Linked DNA regions of Homo sapiens: region 2 is linked to region 1. A link is an interaction called in ENCODE POLR2A ChIA-PET data of the cell type or tissue named here. Cell type or tissue: MCF 10A. All regions are shown on one strand.

Region 1 (2,500 bases):
TGCATCTTATATGACTTTTGGCTAATTCATGGTGGGTAAATCTGACTTTAACTGCATGGAGAATGATAATGGTGATTTTAAACTACTCTTGAATGAGGCTTTGGAGGGGAAGAAAGGGCATGAATGATGTGGAAGCTGCTTGGGAGCTGGAGGGGACAGGGCAGCGCTCAGCAGGGGTGTGGAGGCTCCTGCCAGATCCCTTATGGGACGTTAACCCCATCATACAGGGGATCTTTGAAGAAACATTGGGTCACTAAGGTCAGAGATTTATGAAGCTCCAGCACCCTCGAGGAGTCCTCTTTCCCTTGACCATGGGAACAATAGGCGAAAGACAAAGGCGGCCTCTGTATTTCCCACCTTAGGAGCAAGAAAGGGAGCAGGAACCCTTCCACTTGGCTCTGGAAGATGTGTCTTAAGCACAGACTGCGGATGCAATCCTCTCACGAGCAGTGATTCAGAATGAGGTAAGAAATCATGTGGGGGCAAGTCTCATTCAACTGTTTAGGGAGGGCAGTAAAGTGGTCTGAGGTGTCTACATAAGTACTGAGAACGGGGATTATTTAATAGAATTTTGCAATCTTAGAGCTGGAAGGGACTTCAACAGTAACCTCGTCCAATCTTTGCGTTGCCATGGAACTCTTTCTTCAAACAAAAGCTTCGTAAGAGCCCAAATACAAACCCCTGTGAAAGCAGAATTGCTCTGGTTGCAAAGTGGGGGAAGGGAGAGACAAAAAGAAAAAGTTTATTTATAAAATAAACTTTAAAAAATCATCATGGAAGAAAACTTTTTTATTTATATGTATATCATAGAAAGGCTAAAGTAACATTGATCACAAAAAATAAAATTCCCCAAACCAATAGATTATTAGTTTATACAGTGAAGATACTTTGGCTCTTTAGGGACATTTTTACTTGGAGTCACGAGAACAGAGAATATGACTTTTAGTCACACGGAAATGAGCCTTGGATGGGAATTTTTAAGATTTATGGGAACTGTGTGCTATGCTGATTTGGGACAATAAGCGTTCTAGTCCCACCAGGTGGCGCCCGCGTTCGGCATTCTGAGAACGTTTGGTGTCTTCTGGACTCCAGAATCTGGACGGTCCGACCGCCTCGTGCTTGGTGGGTTTACAAACTCTGACTGGTTCTTACCACCCATCTAACAGGAAATTTTTTTTTTTTAAAAACAAACCAACCCATAAAACATCTGACCAGATGCCACACTCAAGAAAACACTTGTATTCGGGTGTTTTAACCTCCAACGATGGAAATCTGCTTAACATTGGTGTTTCTGAGGTGTCTTAGCATCAGAAAAGGAAAAAGACACATATACACACATTCTAAGGAAAAAGTCAGGAAGGGCCTTGCAGAGGTAGGTCCTGGTGCGGCAAGAGGACGGTTAGGCGTTAGAAGCTTCTAGTTCAGGCTTTGCCGCTTCATGCTCATGAGGAAGCGCGGCTCCTTTGGCCTCAGTTTCCTGCGCTGCCTTCCCGTCTGTGGCTGACTGTTGCAGGGTAGTCAGACAAAGGCCCAGCTTCTATTCTGCATCCCAGCTAAGTCTGTAAAAGACGAAAGTCGTCGGGTACCTCCGTTACTGAGATCAAATGTTCATAAATGGAAGCATCGTGTCAATAAATGGGTTTATTATTATTGCTTTCTTATGTAACTCACCAACCCCCGGAGGGCCGTCCCCGCGGTGGGAAAGCCTAAAACAATACACATATGTTTTCACTAATTTAAAATTCATATTGAAGCGGGACGTTTTAGAACTTCCAGGACGCAACGTGCTATTAAGGGACCGTGAGGGGCGGGCAGCCCTTCTGAGATCGCGGGCTAACTGCTACTTTCACCCCTCCTTCTCCGGACCCCTCTCTCCGTCTACAGCTCGCGCCAGGGACCCAAACAGCCTAGGCCGCGAGCTCCTCGCCTCCAACCTCCCGCCTCCCGCGCCAGTACTAGCACCCGCTAGGAGCGCCGCGTGGCCTTTACCGGCCACGGGCCCCGCCCCTGTGCGTCAGCCCGTAGCTGCGCCGAGGCGTTTCCCGGGGGCGTGCCGCGGTTGCTAGGCGACCAGACCGCTCCCCCTCCCGCCCCTGGAGCTGCGTCTCCCCACTTCCCAGCCGGGGCCAGTCGGGAGCGAAAGTGCGCTGAGCTGCAGTGTCTGGTCGAGAGTACCCGTGGGAGCGTCGCGCCGCGGAGGCAGCCGTCCCGGCGTAGGTGGCGTGGCCGACCGGACCCCCAACTGGCGCCTCTCCCCGCGCGGGGTCCCGAGCTAGGAGATGGGAGGCACAGCTCGTGGGCCTGGGCGGAAGGATGCGGGGCCGCCTGGGGCCGGGCTCCCGCCCCAGCAGCGGAGGTAACGGCGCCACGGGGTAACGGGCTGGAGGCGCCACAGGGAGCGGCTGGCGCTGGCAAGCGAAGCTTGGGGGTGGGGAGGAGGTAGAGTGAGCCCTCAGTAGGAGGGACGAGGGCAGGGGTCTGACTGCCTCCCCGGGACCGC
Region 2 (2,500 bases), 260 kb after region 1:
TATGATCAGACTTGTGCATTTAGAAGAATCTCCTAGATGAGGGACAGGGATTTTAAAGGGGAATGAAACTGGAAGAGAGTCTATAAGATAGACGGGATAGGGATCATTTTCCTTCTTGGACAGAATGAGGCACGTGGCACAGAGAAAGTAAGTGGCTTGTTCAAGGTAGCAGGATATGGCTGCTCTAAGGATAAGACTATGATATCCTCATCCACAGATCCAGAACTCTCTCCTGTGCTGGCCTAATCGCAGATTCTGTTTCCCTGGCTTTCTATGTCCAGACAGGTGGTCATAGCATCACTTTTTGGGTTTTTACTCTTACGCTGGGAACACGTGCAAAGCAGATCAGTATTTAATAATGCCATTGGATGCAGGCCACATCTCAGCCTGTGGCCATTGCCTGAGCAAAAATGAGAAATATTTGGCAAAGATCTTTGGGCAAATAGCCTGGGAGACAATTTGACCTTGTACATAATTAGATTTGTGAACCAGTCTAATTACATAGTAGTAATTATACGACTAGACTCACACCAGTACTTTCCACCACCAAATGTGTGAGATTTTTTCTCACACTAACCAATTCTTCATTCTCGGTGGACACCAAATGGATGGCTACAACTCAATTAAAGTCCGACACTATTTACCAGGGGATAGCATCAGATCCCACGGGTTAAGGGTTCAATCTCACAAGACTGCTCCCATTTCAGACAGCAATGACAAGTCCCAGTTATCACCTGTGCTTCTGACCGAACAGCCATAAATCGGAGGTTCCCATGACACCGTCTTCTGGTTTGATCATACGCTAAAATGGCTCACAGAAACCAGGAAAATAATTTACTTATCAGATTACCATTTATTATGAAAGGATACAACTCACGAACAGCTAGATGGAAGAGATGCATTGGGCAAGGTATGTGGAAAGGGGCACAGAGCCTCCTTGCACTCTCTGGGGCACCCCCCTCCCAGTACCTGCATGTGTTCACCAACCCAGAAGCTCTCCAAACCTCTTCCTTTAGGGTTTTTGTGGAGGTTTCATTACAGAGGCATGACTGATTAAATCATGAGGCATTGATCATTGACTCAGCCTTCACTCTCCCTCCTCTTCCTGGAGGTGGGATGGGGTGGGGTGGGGTGGAGTGAGTAGGGCTGAAAGCTCCAACCCTCTTATCTCATGGTTGATTCCCTGGCAAACAGCTCCCATCCCTAGGCTATCCAGGAACCCCCAGCTGTCAGTCACGCGTTAGCATAAAAAAGACACTATCATTGGTGAGATTCCAAGGGTTTTAAAAGCTGCCAAGAAAGGGAGAGGGTTATGTCACACCAGTCAAATAAAATTCACTATTTCAACAAATGCTTACTAAGCTCCTGTCCTGTGCCAGCTTCTGAGGGGAATTCTGACATGGATAATACTCAGTTCTAGTGCCCAGGGAGTTCACAGCCTGGTGAAGGAGACACAACCAGGGTGCAGGGAAGGATCGCCTGGGTGCCATCAAAGGGGGACTAGCAGCACTCCTAGGAGCACAGGAGAGGGGAGATTAACACTGTCCAGAAATCCGAAAATCTCTTTGTAGGTGTGGAGAGTGGACCTGGATAGGAGGAAAGGGAGGGTGCTATTTTAGGAGTACAGTAGTCTCCCTTTATCTGTGGTTTCACTTCCTGTGATTTCAGTTACTGACGTCAACAGTGGTTTGAAAATATTTATTACATGGAAAATTCCGGAAATAAACAATTCATAAGTTTAAATCGCGTGCTACTCTGAGCAGCGTGATAAAGTCTCGTGCCATCCCGCTCCGTCCTGCCTGGAACGTCAGTCCTCCCTTTGTCCAGCGCATCCGACTGTCACAATACAACAGTGCTCATGTTCAAGTCACCCTTATTTCACTTAGTAACAGCCCCACAGCACAAGAGTAGTGACGCTGGCATATTGTTATAATTGTTCTATTTCACTATTTGTTATTCTTGTTAATCTCTTTGTGTTTAAACTTCATCACAGATATGTATGTATAGGAAAAGAAAAGACATCGGATACATGGGGTTTGGTACTATTTGCAGTTTTAGGCATCTACTGGGCATGATCCACTGATCAATGGTCTTGGAACGTGTCTGCCATGGATAAGGGGAGTCTACTGTATTGATTCTGATTAATGCCTGAGAATGGGATGTTATTTCATTCACACGGAAGCCTTTTTCCTTTCTTCCATTCTTTCTTCCTTTTTAAAAAAATCTCCTTCAGAAAAAAAAGCAACCCTGGATATATGAGACAGGGGGCAGGGTGACACAGGGGAAATAAACCACAGTCCTTTACCTGGATCTACTCAGAAGACTCTGTAGCTACTATTTCCCCAACATGTACCATGCCATGTATTTATTTGAATACTCATGTCCTTGTGACTCAAAGTTGATGTTCTACAGGTCGTGGGAGGTCCAGGATCCTGACTCTTGGGAGGCAGTTGCAGTTCAGAACTGGCTTTCTCTTGTGGTTCTTTTTCCTGCAATTGTA

What was found. ChIA-PET counts read pairs that join two places held together with the same protein. Peaks named below come from ENCODE experiments on the same cell type or tissue, not always from the same donor. Only the 100,000 strongest peaks of a DNase experiment are listed, where the experiment ranks them.
Region 2: POLR2A ChIA-PET joins it to region 1 with 15 read pairs; 7 of 35 experiments call an interaction of 5 or more read pairs at or near these places.

The regions. Positions count from the first base shown.
Region 1 is chr1:206,633,425-206,635,924 of GRCh38, forward strand. DYRK3 (dual specificity tyrosine phosphorylation regulated kinase 3) reads left to right here and starts at 2,112. Exons shown (of 3, transcript NM_003582.4): 1 at 2,112-2,356. The coding sequence starts at 2,280. It overlaps DYRK3-AS1 (DYRK3 antisense RNA 1), which reads right to left and starts at 2,244. Exons shown (of 2, transcript NR_183645.1): 1 at 2,176-2,244; 2 at 772-1,559. RefSeq lists silencers at 1,972-2,391, 2,442-2,500. In MCF 10A, a CTCF peak has its summit at 1,020 (motif pointing right); DNase peaks (open chromatin) are centred at 497, 1,047 and 2,057.
Region 2 is chr1:206,889,197-206,891,696 of GRCh38, forward strand. All of the region lies in intron 1 of LOC105372879 (a long non-coding RNA gene), which reads right to left. Among named protein-coding and RNA genes, the nearest start is that of IL24, 7.0 kb to the right of the region's middle. RefSeq lists an enhancer at 908-2,107. In MCF 10A, no CTCF peak of the experiment used is centred here; DNase peaks (open chromatin) are centred at 1,285, 1,705 and 2,405.